Regions from separate parts of the Homo sapiens genome. Here region 2 is linked to region 1. Evidence: chromatin contacts called from ENCODE Hi-C or POLR2A ChIA-PET data. All regions are on one chromosome and are shown on one strand. The core of a region is the stretch at or near the end of the contact, and the rest is flanking DNA. Distances in the headings are between cores, read along the strand shown.

The links. Hi-C counts contacts between places; a loop is a spot of excess contacts on that map. ChIA-PET counts read pairs that join two places held with the same protein, here RNA polymerase II (POLR2A).
Region 2: a loop to region 1 is called in a map of posterior vena cava, with 17 times the contacts of the local background. The contact joins the promoter of POR here to the enhancer-like site in region 1. A Hi-C loop is called at or near these places in 1 of 168 maps with a recorded cell type or tissue (posterior vena cava). POLR2A ChIA-PET finds 5 or more read pairs at or near these places in 2 of 52 experiments (CD4-positive, alpha-beta T cell and Caco-2).

The regions. Positions count from the first base shown.
Region 1 is chr7:74,570,163-74,576,784 of GRCh38, forward strand. All of the region lies in intron 22 of GTF2IRD1 (GTF2I repeat domain containing 1), which reads left to right. Among named protein-coding and RNA genes, the nearest start is that of MIR10525, 22 kb to the right of the region's middle. Within about 2 kb of position 2,745, at least 4 of the 41 ENCODE cell types and tissues checked have a DNase peak (open chromatin) inside an H3K27ac peak, as active enhancers do.
Region 2 is chr7:75,912,034-75,918,655 of GRCh38, forward strand. It overlaps POR (cytochrome p450 oxidoreductase), which reads left to right and starts at 3,122. Exons shown (of 16, transcript NM_001395413.1): 1 at 3,122-3,146. It overlaps MIR4651 (microRNA 4651), which reads left to right and starts at 3,164; the gene lies at 3,164-3,236. LOC124901680 (a long non-coding RNA gene) reads left to right here and starts at 508. Exons shown (of 2, transcript XR_007060393.1): 1 at 508-706; 2 at 2,263-2,461. RefSeq lists an enhancer at 2,530-2,579 and a silencer at 2,840-3,329.

The DNA of each region.
Region 1 (6,622 bases), core at 1,495-3,994:
ACCAGCCTGGCCAACATGGTGAGACCCTGTCTCCACCAAAAAATACAAAAATTAGCCAGGCATGGTGGCGGACGCCTGTAATCCCAGCTACTCGGGAGCTTGAGGCAGGAGAATCGCTTGAACCTGAGACGCAGAGGTTGCAATGAGCTGAGATCACACCACTGCACTCCAGCCTGGGTGACAGAGCAAGACTCTGTCTCAAAAAAAAAAAAAAAGCCAGACACAGTGGCTCATTGCCTGTAATCCCAGCACTTCGGGAGGCCAAGGCAGGAGGATTGCTTGAAGCCAGGAGACCAGCCTGGGCAACATAGTGAGACCCTGTCTCTACAAAAAATGAAAACATTGAGCCAGTGTTGTGGCACACATCTGTAGTCTCAGGTACTCGGGAGGCTGAGGAGGGAGGATCGCTTGAGCCCAGGAAGTCAAAGCTGCAGTAAGCTGTGATCACACCACTGCACTCTAGCCTGCGAGACAGAATGAGACCTTGTCTTTCAAAAAAAAATTCTAGAATTGTTCTTGAATAGCAGTGGTTAACGTTTTTTAAAAGCTTTGGAAGGTAGTGAACTCCCCGTCACTGGAGGCATTTAAGCAGAGGTTGAGCTGCCACTCACTAGAGAGGCCGCTTCCTATAGGGCTTGCTGCAGGAGAGGAGAAAGGGACAAGAGAGCCCTGCCGGTTTTGGAGGGGCTGTGGGGAGGACTAAAACCAAGGAGGGGCCCCTCTACCCACCAAATCCACTTCTCTTTGCTGCCCCGCCACCAGCTCCCCACAGCTCCTCCCTGCGTATGGGCCCAGCCACCCTTCTCCAGTTCCCTTTTGGGCAAACACGAGGGCTCTCCCCGGACCCAGGCCAGCTTCCGCTCCTTTTAGTTCTCCTCTCACCCTGGGGGTACAGCAGTCCCTGCCAGCTTGAGGGGACTGTGGGAAGGCAGCGCCCCACCTCTCCTTCCCCAGAGCAGGGGCTCCAGACCCCAGGGATGTGGCAGAGCTGCCAACTTCCTGTGTGACTCCAGCAAGTCAGGCTTGCCTACCTGGGCCTCAGTTTCCCTACTTGTAAAATGAGAAGAATTGCCCACGCCACGTCTGCCTCCCCTGGGGCCACCCTGGAGTGCATGACCAGGTGAGAAGGAGGGATGGGCTGTCATGAGTGGGAGGTGGTGAGGCAGAGAGACTGGCCAGGATGGAGCGGGGACAGCCTGGGAGGCCTGGCTTTGCAGCATGGACAGGGCCCTTCAGGCCTGGCCCTGGTAAGCTCTTCTGCTGACGTCCCCATAGCGGAGGAACCCGTACAGCCCCACTGGTCGGGGCCAAGCTCTTGGTGGGCTCCAGTTTTATCTAGGACATCCCCACATCGTCTCCTCTGTAAACGTTCCACTTTCATCTCAGTTTAAGGAACTATGTCAAATTACATGCTGCTAGCTGGGCACAGTGGCTCACGCCTGTAATCCCAGCACTTTGGGAGGCCAAGGCAGGAGGGTCACTTGCATCCAGGAGTTCGAAACCAGCCTGGGAAACATAAAGAGATCCTGTCTCGACAAAAAATAAAAAATTAGCCAGGCATGGTGGCGTGTGCCTATAGTCCCAGCTACTCAGGAGGCTGAGGTGGGAGGATCCCTTGACCCTGGGAGTTGGAGGCTGTAGTGGGCTATGATTTTGTCATTGTACTCCAGCCTGGGCAACAGAGTGAGACCTTGTCTCAAAAAAAAAAAATTACATGCCACCGAGGAAGATCATTCCACTTACACTCACCTCTCACCCCCACCAGAATTGTTTGAGGCCCATTTTGAGAAGCTCAGCTGTGGGTGAAATGCCTGCCAGGCACAGGGCTGTGATCCCTTTTCAGGGGGTACAAGTGGAGAAAAGCCAGAAGCCTCAAATACAGTAGCACCACTTGTCATTGTCCTCTTTGATCTCCTGCTAAGCCTCTCTCTTCTGTGGGGTCTCCTGTCACCCAGTGGGTGCTATGGTGGGATGGGCTTCCTGGAGAGGATGACCTGAGCCAGGCCTGGATGCTAGTGTAGGACTGACCTCTGCAGAGGGTACTGGGGTGGACATGGGGAGGGACTGAAGAGCGGCAGGCACAGGAACAGGTCCCTTTTTGCCTTCTCAGGAAGAAGTACCATCACTTCTGAGCTGTGTGATCTTGGATAAGTTAACCTACTATCTCTGATCTTGGATAAGTTAACTTGCTATCTCTGATCTTGGATAAGTTAACTTGCTACCTGTGATCTTGGATAAGTTAACTTACCATCTCTGATCTAGATAAGTCAACTTACTATCTCTGATCTTGGATAAGTTAACTTGCTTGTCTCTGATTTTAGATAAGTTAACTTACTGTCTTTGATCTTGGATGAGTTAACTGTCTTTGGGTCTCCATTTCTTTGACGTGATACAGAACAAGGACATCCTCCATGATCCTCCCTTCTGCTGCCCAAGACTTGAGAGTCATTTCCTTGTCGCCAATCACACACAGGCACACACCCTCTGGCCCCTGCCTCCCTCTCTCAGCCTTCCCCACCCCCTCTCTACCCTTCCAACTCTGTCTTGAGCTCTTGAAAGCTCAAAATAAAGCCACCCTTTCTCAAGTTTCTAAAGATATCACAATTCCAGCGCCAGCCACATGTTTCTCCACTGAATTATCTCTGCTTGTCTTTGTTAATTAGGGTTCAGTAATGATCTCCCTTCTGCCTTCCCAGGGAGAGCTGGCATCTGCGGGGCGGGGCTTGGAGGCCTTTGTGGGCAGACGAGACGCCCTACTGCCGGGCCCAGAGTTGGCCCGACGCCTCCTTTCTTCTGAAGTGGCAGAGTGGGCCATGAAATGATGGCATGTTGGGGAGACCCTGCCCTTTTCTGGCTGGTGGGGACTTAGCTGGGGTCATTGCAACACCATTCTGCCCCCCAACCTTCCACACGTCGGGGAAGGGAACTCCAAGGTTTTTAGCCTTTATTAGATGGGCTTCCAGGCTGGGTGCGGTTGCTTACACTTGTCATCCCAGCACTGTGGGAAGTTGAGGCAGGCGGATTGCTTGAGCAATCCTGGAGTTCGAGACCAGCCTGGGCAACATGGCAAAATCCCATCTTGACAAAAAATGAGCCAGGCATGAGGGCACATGCCTGTAGTCCCAGCTACTCAGGAGGTTAAGGCAAGAGGCTCACTTGAGCCCAGGAGGTTGAGGCTGTGGTGAGCCGTGATCGTGCCACTGCCCACCAGCCTGGGCAACAGAGCAAGACCTTCTCTCAAAAAAAAAAAAAACGATTAAAATTTAAAATAGACAGGGGCTTTCCGGACCCGAAAGGGAGCAGGGTTGGGGGCGCCTTTAGAGTCTTTTGCAACATCCCAGAAAGCCTCCCAGAAACCCTTTCCCCAGCGAAGACCACCCAAGCTGACAAGAGCAACCAGCACCTTTATTTGGGCTGGAATGAGATCAGCACCGAGGGGTCGCCAGGCACCTTGTGCAGAACAGAAGCTGATGCGTGTGTCTGAGCCATAGAAGTAGAGCAGGGGCAGGGTGGTAACCATGGCTCAGCACATGTGGTTTACTGGGTGTACCCGATCCTTCCAGCCTTGTGGGGAGGGGTGTGGGGACAAAAGAGGAGGGAGGTGGAGGTTGGGGGCCATGCAGGCCTAGCCCTCTAAGAACCTTCGTGTCATGGAGAGGGCTCAGCACCACCCACAGCAGACTTCGTGTGGCCCCAACAGAGGCCTTGGGGGCGCAGGTGCAGTCACTCATTTGTGCACAGGCCCAGGTGTCTCACTGGGGCCAGCACTGTGCCAGATACTGGTCTTTTATTATTATTTCATTATTCTTTTTGTTTGTTTCTGTTTTGTTTTGTCTTTGAGACAGAGTTGCGCTCTTATTGCCCAGGCTGGAGTGCAGCAGTGCAATCTCAGCTCACTGCAACCTCCGCCTCCCGGGTTCAAGCAATTCTCCTGCCTTAGCCTCCTGAGCATCTGGGATTACAGGCATGCACCACCACACCAAGCTAATTTTTTTTTTTTTTTTTTTTTTTGTATTTTTAGTAGAGACTGGATTTCACCATGTTGGCCAGGCTGGTCTCGAACTCCTGACCTCAGGTGATCCACCTGCCTCGACCTCCCAAAGTGCCGGGATTACTGGTGTGAGCCACTGAGCCCGGCCTCATTATTCTTATTTAATATTTTTGTAGGACAGCATCTTGCTTCATTGCCCAGGCTGGTCTAGAACTCCTGGCTTCAAGGGATCTCACCGCCTTGGTTTCCCAAAGTGCTGGGATTACAGGCGTGAGCCACTACACCGGGCCTAGATACTGGAATTTTTTTTTTTTTTTTTTTTTAAGGCAGGGTCTCTCTCTGTCACTCAGGCTGGAGTGCAGTAGCACGATCACGGCTCACTGCATCCTCGACCTCCCTAAGCTCAAGTGATCCTCCTGCCTCAGCCTCCCAAGTAGCTGGGACTGGAGGCGTGCACCACCGTGCCAGGCTAATTTTTGTATTTTTTTGTAGAGACGGGGTTTTGCCATGTTTCCCAGGCTGGTCTGGAACTCCTGGGCTCAAGTAATCCACACACCTCTAACTTCCAAAGTACTGGGATTACAGATGTGAGCCACCGTGCCCGGCCTATGCTGGACTTTTAATCAACACTGATTAAAAAAAAAAAAAAACCCGGCTGAGTGCAGTGGTTCACGTCTGTAATCCCAGCACTTCGGGAGGCTGAGGTGGGCGGATCACCTAAGGTCAGGAGTTTGAGACCAGCCTGGCTAACATGGTGAAACTCCGTTTCTACTAAAAATACAAAAAATTAGCCCAGCATCATGACACACACCTATAATCCCAGCTACTTGGGAGGCTGAGGCAGGAGAATCGCTTGAACCCGGGAGGTGGAAGTTGCAGTGAGCCGAGATTGCGCCATTGCGCTCCAGCTTGGGCAACAAGAGCGAAACTCCGTCTCAAAATACAAAAAAACAAAAAAAACCCAGCCTCACGGAGCCTACATGGTGGGGCGGGGGGATAAACAGAAAATCTGCAAAGCGTAAACCATGGGAGCAATTGTATTTATTTTTAGGAGATTGCAACATTATTTAGGTGATGACCAGAAGGAGGCCTTAGTTTTAAAGGCCTGAAGGGGCAGCAGGGAACAGCATTGCAGGCAGAGAGAACAGCAGCTGCAAAGCCCCTGAGGTCACCTGCCAAGGTATCAGAGGAAGGTCAGGGGAAGTGAGAGATGAGATGGAGATGGACAGGGAAGATGGTACATGGCCAGATAAGGATTTTGACTTTTGCTCAGAGTGAGCTTAGAGTCGGTGCAGTTCTGAGCAGAGGGTAACAGGATCCAGCTTGTTTTAACAGAATCCCTCTGGTTGCTGGCTTGAGGACAGACAAGGGTGGAGAGACATAAGGAGGTTGTAATAATCCAGGCGACGCCTGTGGCGGCAGTGGGGTGGTGAGTCACCCACTCTTAGGTGAGTTGGCTGAAGCCAACAGAATGTGCTGATATAAGCTGTGAGAAAATGAGGAGCTGACTTTGACTTCAGAGGTTCAGGCTGAACTTGGGGAAGGACGGAGGTGCTGTGGGTGGAGACAGGGAAGATGCAGGAGAAGCTGGTGGGGCAGGAGGTGGCGGATCAGGCGTGTTCAATCTGGGGTCTCATCCAGTCGAAGTTGGAAGCAAGTTGGGGCTCAGGGGAGCAGTCCAGGCTTGAGATATGATTTGGGGAATCATGAATTTATAACTGGTATTTCAAGCCTTAAAACAGGCCGGGTCCAGTGGCTCACGCCAGCACTCTGGAAGGCTGAGACAGAAGGGTCACTTGAGCCCAGGAGTTCGAGACAAGCCTGGGCAACATAGCAAGACCCCATCTCTAAAAAAAAAAAAATAGCTGCACGTAGTGCACACCTGTGGTCCCAGCTACTAGGGAGGCTGAGGTGGGAGGATGACTTGAGCTCAGGAGGTCAGGCTGCAGTGAGCCACGATTGTGCCACTGAACTCCAGCGTGGGAAACAGAGTGAGACCCTGTCTCAAAAAAATAAATAAATTACCTAAACGTAGTGGCTTCAAACAACACAAATTTATTGCCTTACAGTTTTGGAGATCAGAAGTCTGAAATGAGTCTTCCAAGGCTAATGTCAAGGTGTCAGGGGCCAGGTGCAGTGGCTCACGACTGTAATCCTAGCACTTCGGGAGGCTGAGGCGGGCGAATCACTTGAGATCAGGAGTTCGAGACCAGCCTGGCCAACGTGGTAAAACCCCATCTCTACTAAAAATACAAAAATTAGCCAGGTGTGGTGGTGCGCACTTGTAATCCCAGCTACTCGGGAGGCTGAGGCAAGAGAATCCCTTGAACCCAGGAGGCGGAGTTTGCAGTGAGCTGAGATCGTGCCATTGCACTCCAGCCTGGGCTACAAGAAAAAAAAAAAAAAAAGATGTCAGCAGGGCTGATCCTTCTGGAGGCTCTAGGGGAAAATCTATTTCCTTGTCTTTTTTTTTTTTTTTTTTTTTTTTTTTTTTTTGAGACAGAGTCTTCAGGCTGGAGTGCAGTGGCGCGATCTCAGCTCACTGCAACCTCCGCCTTCCAGGTTCAAGCAATTCTCCTGCCTCAGCTTCCTGAGTAGCTGGGATTACAGGCATATGCCAACATGCCCGGC
Region 2 (6,622 bases), core at 1,872-4,371, 1.3 Mb after region 1:
CCCGTCTCTACTAAAAATACAAAAATTAGCCAGGTGTGGTGGTGCACACCTGTGATCCCAGCTACTCAGGAGGCTGAGGCAGGAGAATCGCTTGAACCCAGGAGGTGGAGGTTGCAGTGAGCCTAGATCTCACCACTACACTTCAGCCTGGGTGTCAGAGTGAGACCCTGTCTCAAAAAAAAAAAAAAAAAAAAAAAAAAAAAAAAGAGGCTTCCTTGCCAGTGGGTGTAGCAGAAACGAGAAGTGACATAAACAGTCAGGAAGCCGGCTAGGTGCGGTGGCTCACACCTGTAATCCCAGCACTTTGGGAGGCCAAGGCAGATGGATCACCTGAGGTCAGGAGTTCGAGAGCAGCCTGGCCAATATGGTGAAACCCCATCTCTACTAGAAATACAAAAATTAGCCGGGTGTGGTGGCACAAGTCTGTAATCCCAGCTACTCAGGCAGCTGAGGCAGGAGAATCGCTTGAACTCAGGAGGCAGAGGTTGCAGTGAGCTGAGATGGTGCCCCTGCACTGCAGCCTGGGTGACACAGTGAGACTCCATCCCCCCCAAAAAAGTCAGGAAGCTGCTGAGATCATCCAGGTGAACGGTGAACCCACGTGGCCCCAACTGGAACAGGGACAGCAGAAAAGATGACAAGAGGAGGTTCTGGAGATAGAATCCATAGGACCCAGTTATTGGTTCAATGGGAAAAGGCCAAAGAGGTAAAATGCCTGTTTCCTGATGTTTCCTTAGTGATGCTATATTATTAGCAGACAGAGAAGACTCAGTGTTTTAGGAGTTCTGGTTTCAAAAAAAGCAGGGGGCATGGAGTCAAAGTCCAAATTTGAAGCCTCACTGGGACATCCTGGGGAGATGTCCAACAGGGTGTTGAAAAGATGGCACAGAGTATCAGATATCTGGGTGAATTTCTCCACAGCTCTCTCTCTGGGTGAGTGTGGAGTTCAGTCCCTTCTTTGGACAGGTATTGTGCCCCACCCTGAGGGCTACTGCATTCATCCAACCTGTTGGAGGGACTGGTTCCTGGACATAGGAAACCTGGCACCTGGGCCATGGTAATAATCTCTTTATATAGGATTTTGCTATTTTCACAATATTTTAAAGATGAAGAGTGGATGGGAATGGTGGCTCACATCTGTAATTCCTGCACTTTGGGAGGCCGAGGCAAGGGATCCCTTGAGGCCAGGAGTTCAAGACCAGGTTGGGCAACATAGCGAGACTCTGTCTCTACAAAAAATTTAAAAATTAGGCTAGGTGCAGTGCTCACACCTGTAATCTCAGCACTTTGGGAGGCCAAGGTGGGAGGACTGCTTGAGGTCTGGAGTTTGAGACCAGCCTGGGAAACATGGCAAAACACCATCTCTACAAAAAAATTTCAATCAACTTTCTTTAAAATGAAAAATAAAAATACAAAAATTAGCCAGTTGTGGTGGCGCATGCCTGTAATTCCAGCTACTAGGGAGGCTGAGGCAGGAGGATCACCTGAGCCCAGGAGGTCGAGGCTGCATCCCAGCCTCAGCGACAAAGGGAGACCCTGTTTCAAAAAATAAGTAACATATATGTTATTATATAATATATATTATTTATATAATATATAAATATAACAAATATAACATTTATATAATATATAAATGTTATATTTATGTATTATTTTATAAATTAACTTTTTTTTTTTTGTGAGACGGAGTGTCACTCTGTCGGCCACACTGGAGTGCAGTGGTGTGAACTGGGCTCACTGCAACCTCTGCCTCCGGGGTTCAAGTGGGTCTCCTGCCTCAGTCTCCCCAGTAGGTGGGATTACAGGCACCCGCCACCATGCCCAGCTAATTTTTGTATTTTTAGTAGAGACGGGGTTTTGCCATGTTGGTCAGGCTGGTCTCGAACTCCTGACCTCAGGTGATCCGCCCACCTCAGCCTACCAAAGTTCTGGGATTACAGGCGTGAGCCACCGTGCCTGGGCTATTTTTAAAAGATGGAGAAGGGGCTCTGAGAGAAGTGAGTTGCACAGTGTTGCAAAAGGAATTCACAGCACAGCTAGTAATAATAGTAGTAGTAGTAATAATAACAATGGCGATGAGAACACTTAGTAATGCCGTGCTCTAAATCCTTTAGGAACAAAGGTTATACCACTTAATCTTCATGACCCTGTAAAGTAGAAACCATAGCAGGAGGCAGAGGTGGGCTTCACTCCCCAACCAAGGCTGCCAGACTTTTCAAACCCCAGAAGCTCTCTGTATCCCCCCACTCCTCTTCCATCCAGGGCTTGCCTCCTGCTTGGTCACTTCCCACCCCCAACAGGCCGGCCTTCAAAAGCGAGCTCTAGGCAGCGTGTGGGACCTCACGCCTGTAATCGCAGCGCTTTGAGAGGCCGAGGAGGGAGGATCACTTGAGACCAGTTCGAGACCAACCTGGGCATCATAGCGAGACCGCATCTCTGCAAATAAAATAAAATAAAATTAGCTAGGTGTGGTGGCGCGCCTGTAGTCCCAGCTACTGGGAGGCTGAAGTGGGAGAATCGCCTGAGCACAGGAGTTGAAGGCTGCAGTGAGCTGTGACTGCACCACTGCAATCCAGCCTGGGCGACAGAACGAGACCCTGTCTCTAAAAACAAACGCGCGCCCTCCGCCGTCAGGCTGGATGGAGGGAACCCAGGGAGACGACTTGGGCCTGAAGCCTCGCCAATTTCAGGTGAGGAAACAGGGCCGTGGAGGAGACAATGTGGCGATCACAAGCAAGCGGCGGCCCGAAGGAGGAGGCTAGACCGGCGGGCGCACAGCCACAGTTCTGCAGTGATCCCCGGGAAGGTGGGCAGCCGGCCCGGTGACCTGCAGGGTCCGAGCTGTAGAAGCCGCAGCCGCCGTCTCCAGGCGACTCCGCCACCCCCGGAACCACGCACTTTCATTTCTCTGCCGGGCGACCCAGCCGAGCCGCGAGGGGGCGTGGCCGGGCCGGGCCGTACCAAGAGCGCAAATTTGCAGGGGGAAGCGCGGGGCTCCGGGAATGCACGCGCGGCTCGAGTGGGCGGGGCGGCGGCCCAATGGCCACGCCCCCACCCCCGCGGCCGGCGAAGGCGGTGGTAGCGCCTCAGTGGTGTGGGCCTGAGCCCTGCCCAGGTGCCCGCAGAGAGCAGCCGGGCTGCCAGCGGTGAGTGCTATCTTTCGCGGCGACGGCGGGGTGGGTGAGGTCGGGCCCCAAGACTCGGGGTTTGCCGGGCGCCTCAGTTCACCGCGGCCGCCTGGCTCTCTGCGTCGGGGTGGGCCCTCGGGCCTGGGCACTGCGCGTCTGGCCCGACGCTCGGGCGGAAGGCATGGCTCCCACCCCGGCCCTCCTCCGCGTCGCCCTTCCCCTAGAGCTGATCTCCCGCGGCGGCCTGAGGGTCGACTTTTCCACAGCTTGGGCCGAGAGAGCCCGGCAGGCCCTCGGCTGAGGGTTAGGGCTCGGTATCTCAGGGCTCGGGGTCCAGTCCCCGCGCCGCCGCCCCCCACGGGCTAAGCCACTTTAACTCTCCGAGCCTCAGTTTCCCCATCTGTACGATGAATGGGCCTCGGGAGGCAGCGAATTCTGGGGGTACCTAACGTGAGAGGCGCTCGATGCATGCTCATGGGACCCGAATCTAACCCTGCAGCATCAGGTGGGCTGAGTCGATGGATCACGGGAGCCCCCCAGCCCGGCCTGCATCCCTGAGGGCAGTGCCCCTCGCAGTCAGGTGTCTCGGCGGCCCCCACAACACAGGTACCCGGATCTCCTGGGGGAGCCGGGACACCCTTAGATCGGGGGAGCAATTGGGTAAGAGTTCAAGGTCTCTTGGGCGCCAGGGGGAGGAGAGTAGAGGTTTCAGTGAGCTTGATTGACTTCGACTTTCTGCGTATTGTTTTTCAAAACGAGTTACCCTTGTGTAAACTGGTGACCACTAATAAGGAGTTTGGGGCTGTTTCAATGAAAGTGGCTGTCTCCTCTCTTAAACCCTTAAAGCTGCAGCCTTGCCTTGCCTTGCCTCTGAGCTTGGCCAAGCTGGAGAATGATGCCAGCACAAAAGGAGACAGGACTGGACTGGGTGGCCCTGGTTTGATTCTTGGCAAGCAAGATACCTCCTGGAGCCTCCGTTTTCTGATCAGTGGGTCTGGTAGTAAGACAGCCACCCTGCTCTCCCCACAGGGTTGAGATTCTGAGGATCAAGACAGGGTCCCAGAGAGTGGCATCGAGAACTTTAATCCTCCTTGTAAGCAGAACGTTTATGGAACCCTCTGGGGGATCCAGTATCCCCACCGTTGTTCACTGCTGTAATTCCTTGGGTCTTGCTTTATGGAGAAGGCATTGATTCATTAACCATTTGCAAGTTCTACCTACGGAAATCCCTTTTGAGTGGTTATGGGGTTGGCTTGGTCAGGAGAACAGCTCCAAAGGCCCAGTTAGTAAACCAGGGAACCCAGAAAGGTCCACTTCCTTTTTTTTGGGAGGAGGGCTGTTTTAGGAGTTCTTATTTTCCTTTTAAGAGAGTGGTTTTTGAGCTACTTATGACCTTCATGCCATCTAATGTTGGAAACTTTCGCTGAGCAGATAGCTTATTATAAAAAGTATTTGTACAACATCCGCATTTCAGAGAATGGGATGCTAGCTGCCAGTTGCGTGGTGGTGTGGAAACTTAGGAGTGATCTTAATTTTCCAAAATTCTTCAGGTCTAGCACTTGAAGAAATAATAGGTAGATTTGAAATGAAACAACCCAGGGATATTCCTGAAAACAGCAGCATTGACCGCAGCCAATGTAAATCAGGTGTGGATCGTCCTGGGTAGTAGGAGTTTATAAATGCCACAGAGGATGTTTGCTGCCAGACATACCTGAATTTTAGGACCTGCTGTTGGTTAACTCTGGGTTGATCCACCCTTAACCCCTTGAAAATCAGAATCTGTGTTAGGTAAGTCTGTGTATGATTAGGAGACAGGCCAATTGAAATCAAAACTGCTTGGCAAATCCAGAACATTTACTCGTGAAGTCCATGGAACATTTCAAGTTAAAAATAATTTAGCTTTTAAGTAACTTTTTTTTTTTTGTGAGACAGGTCTCACTCTGTCGTGCAGGCTGGAGTGCAGTGGCGCAATCATAGCTCACTGCAGCCTCAACCTCCAGGATTCAAGCAATCCTCCCTCCTCAGCCTCCCAAGTAGTTGGGAGTACAGGCACGCACCACCACACCCAGCTAATTTTTTAAATGTTTTTTAGAGATTTGGTTTGCCATGTTGCCCAGGCTGGTCTCGAATTCTGGGGTTCAAGTGGTCCTCCTGCTTTGACCTCCTAAAGTGCTGAGATTACAGGTGTGAGCCACCGTTCCTGGCTTTCTTATTTCTTCTTCTTTTTTTTTTTTTTTTTTCTGATGGAAGCTCTTGAAGTTATAGGACCTTTCATGGTTCCAGAGAGGCTGGCCGCCCCTACAAGAGCTTCGATGTCCTTGTGCTTTAGGGAGGAGCCAGAGAAACAGAGGTCAAGCTCTGGCACTAGCACCGTGTGTGGCCTCAATTGAGCATGTTGGGATTTAACTTTCTGTTATATGTCAGACTCACTTAAAAATTAAAGTTAGAAAAAGGTGAAATGGAGAAATGACAATTTTCTTTTCTTTTCTTTTCTTTTTTTGAGATGGAGTCTCGCTCTGTCGCCCAGGCTGGAGCGCAGTGGGCTCAGTGCAGCCTCCACCTCCCCCAGGTTCAAGCAATTTTCCTTGCTTGAATTCTGCCTCAGCCTCCTGAGTAGCTGGAATTTCGAGTACCCACCACCTGGCCAAAGATTCTGTGCTCATTAGCACACAGCCTCCCAGGTGGCTACAGCCTTAAAAGACTTTCAAATGCCAATTCTAGGCTGGGAACAGTGGCTCACGCCTGTAATTCCGGCACTTTGGGAGACCAAGGTGGGTGAATTGCTTGAGTCCAGGAGTTTGAGACCAGCCTGGGCAACACGGCGAATCCCTGTCTCTATAAAAAAAATACAAATACAAAAATTGACTGGGCATGGTGGCTCACGCCTGTAATCCCAGCACTTTGGGAGGCCGAGGCAGGCAGATCACTTGAGGTCAGGAGTTCGAGACCAGCCTGGCCAACGTGGTGAAACCCCGTCTCTACTAAAAATACAAAAATTAGCCGGTGTGGTGGTGTGCACCTGTAATCCCAACTACTCAGGAGGCTGAGGCAGAAGAATCACTTGAACCTGGGAAGCGGAGGTTGCAGTGAGCCGAGATCGTGCTGCTGCACTCCAGCCTGGGTGACAGAGTGAGACTCTGTCTCAGAAAAAAAAACCCAAAAAACAACAACTTGTTTTGCTGTGCAGTTTTGTCATCTGGCATTGGGCAGAAATTTGGACCCGCCGGGCAGGTGGGAGAAGCATCTGAGTCAGAGGTCACTTACCTGCTTGCATAGGCCGCTGACCTATACCAAGCCTTAGTTTCTTCATCACTAAAGTCAGAGAAAGAACCCACTCCACCTGCCTCTGGGACAGCTCAGAACATGTTAACCCTTTCAGCAGTGGGTCCTTCTTCATCTTCTTGGCGCTGTTTGGATCCCTGTAGCGTGACACATAAAAAAGCACACATCCGGCCTTAGGATATGTGTAGGCTCTGGTTTGGGCACTTGAGAAC